Linked DNA regions of Homo sapiens: region 1 is linked to region 2. The links are chromatin loops, found by intact Hi-C in ENCODE. Cell type or tissue: OCI-LY7. All regions are shown on one strand. Links, peaks and the distances in the headings refer to the core of each region. The heading gives the core; the rest is flanking DNA.

The links. Hi-C counts contacts between places; a loop is a spot of excess contacts. Peaks named below come from ENCODE experiments on the same cell type or tissue, not always from the same donor. Only the 100,000 strongest peaks of a DNase experiment are listed, where the experiment ranks them.
Region 1: it touches region 2 in a loop (3-fold over the local background); 3 of 110 quality-filtered maps call a loop at or near these places.

Annotation. Positions count from the first base shown.
Region 1 is chr1:38,497,531-38,502,907 of GRCh38, forward strand. LOC105378657 (a long non-coding RNA gene) reads right to left here. Exons shown (of 4, transcript XR_947210.3): 2 at 2,466-2,637. Among named protein-coding and RNA genes, the nearest start is that of LINC01685, 25 kb to the left of the region's middle. RefSeq lists a silencer at 5,307-5,377 and an enhancer at 5,307-5,377. In OCI-LY7, for the core only: CTCF peaks have their summits at 2,990 and 3,194; DNase peaks (open chromatin) are centred at 1,371 and 2,971.
Region 2 is chr1:38,037,633-38,042,948 of GRCh38, forward strand. No RefSeq gene overlaps it. Among named protein-coding and RNA genes, the nearest start is that of POU3F1, 6.5 kb to the right of the region's middle. In OCI-LY7, for the core only: CTCF peaks have their summits at 426 and 3,038 (motif pointing right); a DNase peak (open chromatin) is centred at 3,019.

The DNA of each region.
Region 1 (5,377 bases), core at 240-5,239, 460 kb after region 2:
TCCTAGCTAACAGGACTACCGAGTTAACAGTCCTAGTTAACAGTTAACGAGGTTAAGCATGAGCTCTCTCTCTCTCTCTCTGTGCAAATCTTGTGTCTATCTTTGTTTCTCAAACCTTTTTTTCCCCTAAAGCAAAGGAAATCTATAACTCAGCTCCATTGTTGATGATTACGGGTACTGGATTGGAAAGGCCCTCACAGAATAGGAGACTTGAGTGGGCCTGTTCTGGTCTCGGTGTTGTCTGGGAAGAAATACAACACATGGGGAACAGCGGAAAGGTCCATTTCTGCAGATTTGACTCCTACTTCTCATTGTTCTTACCCCCATTTTTTCATCCCACCTTGAGAAAATCCAGAGTGTTAAACTTGGCCCCTAAAATTAAACGCCTCCAAGAAAACACAGGACTTGGTATGTTACTGGGTTTCACTCCCACTGCTTAAAGACTGTGATTTTGATAGTCTCGTCTTTTTGACTAGAATATATTTTGTCATTACTAAGAGGCTGCATTGCACCTGTTCACTAAAGCAGGGAGGTTTTTCAAGTTTGGAATTTCCCTGGCAAAGGAGACCTTGGAAATTGACCAACTGGCTAATCCCATTGATCTCCGAGTCCCCTCCACGTGCCCTGCCCCCCACCCTCCACCTCTCAGGCTGCTCAAAAAATAGCTTTTGACTGTGGCCTTTAACAATATGATAATTTATTTAAAACAGATACAGTCCTGAAAGTGACCCACTTAAAATTATTAAAGAGATACTGTGTTTATTTTTGCTGTCCATAAAACAGAAAATGGTTTATGAATATGCAAACCGATCTGATGTAATTAGCATGATTGGCTCCTACTGCACTCCGTTTTATGTGGTTAGAAGAGTAGATGCAGAAACTAATGAGGTCATGTTAATGTGCCTGTGAAGAGAGCTTCAGCTGTCAGAACAACGAAGGCAAATGTCTGGGAGAATCTTTTCTTTTCCACAAAATCACTGAAAGTGGGCATGAATAGGGTGAGATCCCGCCTGTGTGCTGGGGAGCCACCAGGTCCAGGAGCCACTTTGCCTACTGCATGCAAGGAGTTGAGATGAGAAATAAAAATCTATGTCCATTCAGAGCAATGATTAATGTGGTATTTAATTATCTAGAAAGTCTTCAACAAGTGCTAATAACTGAAACTCCTCGGGCAGTCAGCACATGCCACACAGTCCCATTAGACATGCTAACACCCTATCCCCTGGCCCTCCTTAATTAAAATAAGAGGCAAAAATGTTAACTGTGCACCGACCACCTCTGGGGATTAATCTGCCCTGATCATAGCACCCGAGGAAGCAGGTTGCTCACCCGAGCATGGACACTGACATACCAGACTCCTCCTCCTCCCTGAGCGCCGCTACCCACCTGGTAAATGCAGGCCCCTGCCCCTGCTGGGAGAAGGGAAGAGGAAGGGAGGCTGGCCGCAAGTGGGCAGGGGTGCCTTTTAATCTGAATGCCAGAAGGCATGTCTCAGAAATCTTCTTAGATATTGAACAGGACATACAGCCTGCCACTGAGCTTTTCCTTTTACATCTCTCCTAAAGCATAAACATATGAACTTGAAAACCTTATTTTCAATTTCTGCCAGCTCCTCTATGGCTCTAAAAATATACTTCTCCTCTTTGTATCCCCTCCCTCCAACACACACACACACACACACACACACACACACACACACACATTGTGCAACAGAAACAAAGAACGTCTTGAGAGCTCAAATGTTAAAAGGGAGGAGACCAGTCGAAAGTGAAAAATGAGGCTTTGGTGCTAATCAAAGACTCAACTGAGTTCGATGTAAAGAGACCTCACGGGAAAGACATTGCATTTGCTCATTCTAAAGACACTTAAACTAAAAGAAAAGGAAATGGTGTTCTTCAGCCTGCACCTGGTAGCAACCTTGACTCCTGCCTTTGGAGAAACAGCTGGTCCATTTCTGATGGTCTCTTCAGTTACAGAATCTCAAAGAAGAATATTTATTGCATGGCTACTACATGCCTGGCACTTTCCTGGGTTCTGCAAAGTAGGAATTTGTATCCCCATTATACAGAGGTGGAAACTGAGGCTTAGAGAGGATAAATAACTTGTCCATAACCAAACAGCTAGTAAACGGCAGAGGCAGGCTCTGAATCCAAGACTGTCTTACTTAAAGGTTCACGTTCTTTCACTATATCATCTTAGGATGCAGGGCAAAAGGAGAGACATGGGTGTGGGTCCCGCCCTGTGATGTCTTAAGTTTGGCTTGTTTAAGGAAAAGAACATTTACCAAAAATATTTTTACAACTTTGAAAATGGGTGGGAACTCCACAGTGGAAAATGACAGAATATGTTGCCCAAGAAACCCCAAGGAAAGGAATTGACAGGAAACATGAAAGCTGGGTCTTTTTCACCCTGGCCTCCCAACACCCACAACTCTGTACCCAGCATCCTGGCCACATGAAACTTACCTGCCACTTCCCAAGCACTTCACGAATATGCACATCTCCAGTCCTTTGCCCATGCTGTGTCCTCTGCCTGGATCTCCTTCTCTTTGCATACTCCACTTCACTTCTCCCCATGAAAATTTGCCTCTCCTTCAAGGCAGTACCTGGATTTTCCTTCTTTTACAGGATTACAGTCCTACAGATAAAGCACATTGAACCTACCTCTGTGTTATATCATTACCACACTAGATTATAGCTGCTTGTTCATATGTCTGCCTTTTTGGCTGGACTGTGTGTTCTTTGAGCTAAGGGAGCTGAATGTGTGTCCAGAACCCTTAGCCAGTGCCAGATACATAGAAGGTGTCCCATAAATGTTTGTTGAATGCATCAGTGAATGAATAAAGGAATAAGTAAATTTTTAAGAAGTGTATGGCCCTTTTCTTAGGGATTTCCACAACTTTGGAGAACATACTTAGATCATTTCTTTCTTTTGCTCACAAGGAGCCATGTCCATAGGCAGGGTGCAGTTCCCATCCGTAACAGCAGAGGCATGAATGCACACATATCAAAAAGTCCCATCCTAATCTGAAATCTCCATCCAGTTTCTCAATTTCATCCTGATTTCATGGCACCATATACCTCTCTGTCATAAATCTTTATCACTATTGTAATTTTACATCTAGTTAGGTGATTCTTTGATTAATAGCAAGCAGCGACCTCCTCTTTGGGCTCTGGGCTCTGTAGGGGCAGGTTTTGTTGGTCTTATCCTACCTTTAATCACTGCTGTATATCCCACACCTAGCCCAGTGCCTGGCACGGAGTAGGTGCTCCATAAGTATCTGCTGAATTAATGAACACGTGATAAAGTGGTTTGACCTTAGCCAAGTCACTTCTTCTGAGACTTTTTCTTTCCATCTCTGCTATCAGGTCTTCCATCTGCTATTCCATGATGCTGGAATAGCTCCTCACTTCCTGGAAGTGAAAGCTTTTAGTCTCTAGAAGGCCCAGGTAAAAATTCAAATCTATTACCCAAGCAAGAGTATACTAAAACAAGAGCAAATGATGGCATACAAATTGGCCAGCCACCAGGAAGCAAGGCCTTGACAATAAGCAAGGAGATATGTGTGGTTGTGGTGAGTCATGGAGGGGCCCAGCTGGAGGGACCAGGCCCTGGCATGGCTGTCAGGGCCCAGAACCCCCGGGGAACAGTACTATGGCTCAATATAGGGAGACAAGAGGAGGGGAGAAGCAAGGAGCGTGGTATCACTTCCTAGGGCTGACATAACAAAGTACCACAAACTAGAGGGCTTAAAGCAACAGAAAGTTATTACCCCATAGTTTTGGAGACCAGAAGTCTGACATCAAGGCATTAGAAGGTCCATGCTCCCTACCAAGCCTTTAGAGGAGGGTCCCTCCTTGCCACTTCCAGCTTTGCATAGCTCCAGTCATTCTTTGGCTTATGGCAGCATCACTTGAAACTCTTCCTCCATCTTTCCATGGCCAACTTCCCTTTGTATCTTTATAACATCCCCCTTCTGTGAGCCATGTCTCCTCTTACAAGGACACCAGTCATATCGGATTAGGGCCCACCCTCCTCCAATTTGACCTCATCTTAACAGGATTACATCTGCAAGGACCTTTTTTCCAAATAAGGTCACATTCACGGGTACCAGGGGTTGGGATTTAAACATATCTTTTGGGAGAACATAATTCAACCCATATCAGGGGTCAAAAGCAGACTCTAGTTCAGCAAACTTTTGACCACTGCTATGTGCCAGGCCTTGTGCAGGTCTAGATGAAGAAAAAAAATGAATCAGATATAAATATTAATACAAAGTACAGAAAGGAGACATCACATCCTCAAAGGGGCATTTGATGCTATGAGCATCGGATGAGAAGAAGGCAAGATCATGTTCAGTCATGGAAAAAATTCAGAGGTGGTTGGGCTTCAGACACTTGTTGGAGAATAGATCAGAGTTCAACAGACGAATATGGGGACAGCAAAATGTGGTCCAGGAAAGGGAAGAGCATAAGCAGGTCATGCAGCACAGAACTGATGCTGTACCCTCTGATGGTGTGTACAGTTTTTAAGCAGAGAATCATAAAGTGATTCGATTCTGGTTTTCACAAAAATCCCAGCCACCTCAGTAGGACATCGGAGGCCCTGACTGATCCAGTCCCTATCTAGTTACTGGTCCAGAGTGAAGTTTGTTCTGTGTGTGGTCTTAGAGGTGCCAGACATGCCAGGTCAGTACTCACTGGGTATGCGCTTGTCCTGCTGCCTAAAATCCTCCTTCCCTCCCTTGTCAGGCAAAACCCTACTTGCCTCTTATAGGTCAACTCTGATGTCACCAGCTTGGTTTGTTGTGACTTGCAAAGCAGTGTCAGCTCACCTTTGCTACAGCACTAAAGACACCATATTGTCATTATCTGGCACAATTTTCCTCCTCTACTAGATCAGGGGCTTCTAGGGCTCAGGTGCTGGGTCTAGTTAATTCCTATGCCACTGGTAACCAACACAAACCCTGACATGCAGCTGACATTCAGTAAACATCACTGACCACAGTACTAAGAAAGGACAGGAGGAGATGAAACTGGACGCAGGAAGGTCCATTTAGGTGACATCTACAATAGTACTGGCAAGAGATAATAAGGCTCCTAGTACTGCATAAGGCAGAGACAAGCGAATGAAGAAGAAAGGCAGATTCCCCAGAAGCCTAGAAAGACACAGTTTATAATTCTGCCCACCACACCCTGGACATCCCTTCCTCCCCCTCCTCCTCTATCCATGTGCACACTGGTGGACATCCCTTCCTAAAGCCCCAAGGACCTGTCATGACCCAGAGCTTGTCTGCCCTAATTCTGGGCAGGAAGCACAAATGCTGCAACCCTTAGCCTGAGGCTCAGTCGGGTAAGTGTTGGGAGTTTGGCCAGCC
Region 2 (5,316 bases), core at 317-5,316:
AAGAGCCCTGTGTTGAGCACAGAGATAGATAAAAACGAGTCTCTCTGTTTTCAAAACACACCCTGATAGTGGGGTAGTGGAGGGAGGGGCAGCTTCTAGCCAATGAACCCCATCACCCTTGGTCCCCAGCTTCTCTCCCTGGCCCAGTCCTGAGTCCTGGAACCTCCCCTGCCTTGGGCAAATACCCAAGCACTGAACACAGTGTTTGCCCCAGCAGGGGGTGCCATGGACCTGGGAGTCCATGTCCCAGGTCCATATCCAGGACATCTGAGTGGGCTCTGGGAGTCAGAAAAAGTGGGCTTTATCCCAGCTTCTGTCATTAACAAATCTTGCTGCCGTGGACAAGTCACTCTGGGTACCACTTTCCTCATCTATAAAATACAAATAATTAATGTGAAGTAGTGAAAATAAAGCACAAAGGAGTGATGGGAAAGTATCTCAGAATGCCTTGGACAGAGTGGGGTCCATGGTAAAAGTTCATTACATTATGGTTTTCTTCCCTGTTCACTTGCTTCTGCACAATGCCCTGTTCAGGCCTCACAATAAAACAGCTTTCAGGCTGGGCATGGTGGCTCACACCTGTAATCCCAGCACTTTGGGAGGCTGAGGTGGGTGGATCATCTGAGGTCAGGAGTTTGCGACCAGCCTGGCCAGCATAGTGAAACCTCCCCGTCTCTACTAAAAAAATACAAAAATTAGCTGGGTGTGGTGGCGGGCACCTATAATCCCAGCTGCTAGGGATGCTGAGGCAGGAGAATGGCGTGAACCCGGGAGGTGGAGGTTGCAGTGAGCCAAGATTGCGCCACTGCACTCCAACCTGGGCCACAGAGGGAGACTTTGTCTCCAAAAAAAAAAAAAAAAACCAACAACAACAAAAAACCAGCTTTCATTTATTCATCACTTATGTAAACTCTATATGCATATTATCCCACTTAATTCTCAAAACAACTCTATGATCAGGGAACTGCCTTTGTTACCATACCAGGAAATGGGGGCACAGAAATGTAGGTAGTTGGCCTAAAGTCACAAAACTGATAAGAAGTGGAGACAGGATTTTTGCCCAGGTGTCTGGTCCCAGAGCCCCTGTCTTTCACCATTCTGCTCTCTACCTCCTCGGAGGCGTGGATAGCTTCCGGAGGGACTGTGATGACAAGGGGAGAAGGCAGGTGACCCACAGAGGCTGGAGGGTGCCTGGCCATGGGCTTGGTCTGTCCATGAGCTGCTTGGGTCAGCTCTACCAGCTTCTGTGTGGATGGAGCACTCCCTCCTCTCCAGGCCAGCCCAGCTCCAGGGAAGGCCCAAGGATGGGGACAATATCCCATTCCAGGCCACGGAGCAGTGGTAATGCAGGGTCCAGGTCTGCTCCGGCTCTTGCTCTTGCTCAGAGCTGAATAATCTGGAGCCTTTGAAGAAGGATTTCTGAAAAGCCATCAGGAGTGAATCATTGACTTAGGGAGGCGATGAATCAACGGGGAGTTCATAAAACGGCAAATGAATCGGGTGTGAGAGCGACAGAGCCACTGCTATTCCCCAGAACCCTCCAGGGACAGAGAGCCGAGAGAAAAGAAATAAAAATAACACGGGGCCTTACGCCTGCCACAAACCCCAGGCAGCCCCTCCTTCCAAGTGGGAAGACAGAGTGGGGCAGAGGGATGGGACCCACTGTGGGTGAAGTGGGGCCAGAGGGAGGCTCCCGGGGGCACTCCCAGCTCTCTGGGTCCAGGCTGTGGGTGTAATTAGCAAATGCCTTTTCACTTCTTTTCAGGAGCCCTTATAAGAAAGAACACTGATTTTGACGAACACCCAAAATAATGTGAGATCAGGCACCATGCATTATGCATGAGGTCTGATTTAACATGAACATTATTTCTTGTGTACGAGACCATATGCCTCCGTGCTGTCTCTGCAGCCTAATAATACCCAGACCCACCCTGGTCAGGCTCAGCAGGAGACATGTCCACTGGTGTGTATGTGTTGGGGGCAGGGATTGGAGCAAAGCTCTCCTGGTACTCAGGTCATCTGAGGAGAGCCCACTCAGATGCCCAGGAGCGGGGTGGGTAGTGGGAGGTGGGTCATGCCCTTGGAGAAAGACCAATGTAACCATGTGAACGTGCCACTGTGCGTGCGCGCGTGCGCACGCGCGTGTGTGTGTGTGTGTGACATCAGGGGCCCGTGACTAGGTGATGCTGGGTTCATTGCATAGCAATGTGGGGGCATATGCATAGCTGAGGTTTTACTGCACAAGAAGGACTACGGCAGGAATGGATAGATCTAATTGCTGTGTGTGTTTGTATATATACACGCATATGTATGTGTGGGGGTGTGTGTTTAAAAAATAAGATCACACATACATACAAACACACAGCCTAACTTTAATTATCTGAAAGGAGCCGGAAGAGATCTGGGAGGAGCTGGGACAATGATGGACAGGAATGTGTTTGGAAAGCAGTTTAGGGGCAAGTGCTTGGAAATCCTGAGAGAAGGGGACCAGGTCAAATGTTGCAAAGGATGGCCGTGTGTGCTTAATCAAATATTACATGTGCCAGGTACTCAGTGACTCTCAAGAGCTTAGTGCCAAAGACCAGAAAGCTAGTCTTAGACTGCCCAAACTGTGGTGTGGGTGTGACCATGGGTGTCTTAGCATGCGTGTGAGTGAGCAAGGTGGTGAGAGCCTGGATTGGGGTTTTAACTGGTTGAGGGGAGGAGTGATGGGGATGGGGATGAGTGGAGAGAGAGAGAGAGGAGGTGGTGTATGATCGTGGGTTTCTGAGAGTGGCTGTGTGAATGGGCAGGGTGGAAGATGAGAGGGAAGGGTCATGGATTAGTGTGTGTGTGTATGTATGTGTGTGTGTGTGTGTGTGTGTGTGTGAGAGAGAGAGAGAGAGAGAGAGAGAGAGAGGCAGGCTTGCTTCTTTTGGAGGCTAAAGTTGCCTCTGCTCTAACTGGCAGTCCTCCTCGAACAGCCCACTTGAAGCTGACTTTTTAAGGGCATGCTTAGGTTCAAGGTGGCTCTGGTAACTGCTACCAGGTCCCAGTTCAGGGACCAATAGAGGGCAGTCCTCCCACATGGAGGCCTCAAGAGGCAGCAAGGGGAGCCCTAAATGGCCAAACACCATTTCAACTCCAGAGCCTTCAAATGTGACAGGCAGGGACAAAACGGATGGCTCCTCCAGCTACCTCTGGTCTCAGTCTCTGAGCCAGAGGCCCTGGGTAGATCATCTTGGCTGAGCTTAGGAGAGTAACTAGGCCTGATAACCAGTCTCCTCTCACTCCACCCTCTGCTTAGGTGGGTCTCCTTTTTGGAGCTGAAGCCCTGCTAGGGAAAGTTCCAGGGAGGGAGGCAGCCCGGCCCTGGATGTGTCATTGGAGGCCCAGAGCCTCTCCAGGGGAGGATGAGTTCTAAACGGCTCTAAGTGGGCACCTGCGATTGGGGGTCAGTTAGTCCTATGGACATCCAGTCAAGTCCTAAGGTCAAGGGATGATTGCATAGGACCTAAGGCATGCAACATATAAATTAGTGCAACCTTCTGGGCAGTAGGTGGGGGAGAATATAATGTCGTCACGCCTCAAGGCAGGATACCTTCTGGGTTTGCCTTGATGACCGCAGGTGACTAAGATGACCATTTTCCTTCCTTTTGGTATTGGCCAACCTCCATTCTACAAATATTCTTCCTGCTGAAAGCATTAGCAGTGTAGCCTGGGTTTTCTTTTCCCTCTCCTACCTCTGGGATTGGCTGTGGCTTTGCACACACAACAGCATACACACAAATTCTTACACCAACTTGCAGAGGTTCACATGGGGAGAGAGTTCTAACTACCATAATCTGTGGCCACATCAACATAAACAATAATTTTGTTCAAGTGAGATGCGGAAGGAGATGGGATCAGAAAATTCCCAATATGCTAGGGAAAGCTTGGACTTCCTTGGAGGTTGATGCTAGGGACACATACCTCTCCTGAACAAAAGGAAGTCTGAGGCTCTCAGGCACAAGCAGGTAGATATACATACCCTTGGGACGGAGAGACTGCATCAAGCCCACAGTTGGCTGTGCTTGTCCTAACTCTATTCTATCCAGGGAAAAAGATTTCTCTTTCCTATAAAGTGCTGAGATTCCTACCATGTAGGGGCCTTCTGCGACCAAGGGGTTGATCACCAGGTAGCTATCTCATGCTGGTATCTCATTAAGCCAGATCCTTGCAAAGTAAAAGATTTTCTTCCATCCCTTTTTCCACTTTTTTTTTTTCTCATTTTTTTTTGTTCTACTCCTCAGCTGCTGCTGGTTCTTGGGAGGCTGCTTTGTTTTGCTATTTTTGAGTTGACTTGCTTAAATAATAAACCCACCCTCTTGTAGAGGATTAAGCAGACAATTAGGAAATCAATCAATCAATTGGTGTCAGCTGCAGGCAGAGGCCGGTGAAAGGCCTCATCTTCCCGGTGGCCCTTTCCAACCTCAAAACCTGCTGAGGCTCTGGGCCGCGCAGGCGGCGGGAGCTCTCAGCTTCATTTGCTTCCATTTCAGAGCCTTGAGGCTGGGACAAATCCAGGAATGGAGAAATGAGGGAGCAGGGAGGAGTGTGTGGCGGCTTCAAAGTTTTGTTCTTGGTGGAGTAGGAAATGAGAGGCTGAGGCAGGGTGGTCAGTGGCTCCTGGCTATGCCATTGCCCAGCTGGCCGGTATGTTGCCAGCTTCCTCTTTAGGAAACATGGGAGGGAAGGCTGCCTGGCCCACCAGTGTGGGGAACGGCTGGGACACAGGTGCCAATTACAGGGCTATTCACTCACCTGGCTGGACTGAGCTGAGGAGGAGAAGAAAAAAGGAGCAGGGAGTGAGGGGCTGGGCCTCTAGAAGCCGAGGCAGCCTTTGTACTTGCAGAGACAATTCCCCCCAAGAGTGAGGGCCGAGCGCAGAAAGTCGCCAGGAACTCTCAGCATGGCACAGTCATCCCGAGGCCCTAGCCCCGCCGGGGAGCACCAACTTGGGGCCCTGGGGACACCTCTCTGGACATCCCTGACACCGTCAGCTAGAGCCCAGGCCTCTCACAGGCCTGGACTTGGGCCGCTTCCCTGGCAGGAGGGGCCCCACACGCCCCCTCACTAGGGTCAGCTTTCTCCCCAGCTAAGAGATTGTGCCTTCAAGCTTTGGCTTCACAAAGAGTGAGAGAAACCGCATGTGGCTTCTCCTGAGAGGGGAAAAGAACTGCGTCTACGGAGGAAGCAGGAAGAGCTCTTTTATCAGTATTTTTAAGAAGGGTTGTTTTAAAGGAGAAAATAAGGTCTTGACTGGAACCCAGGTAGTCTGGAGCTCTGCGTCGGGAA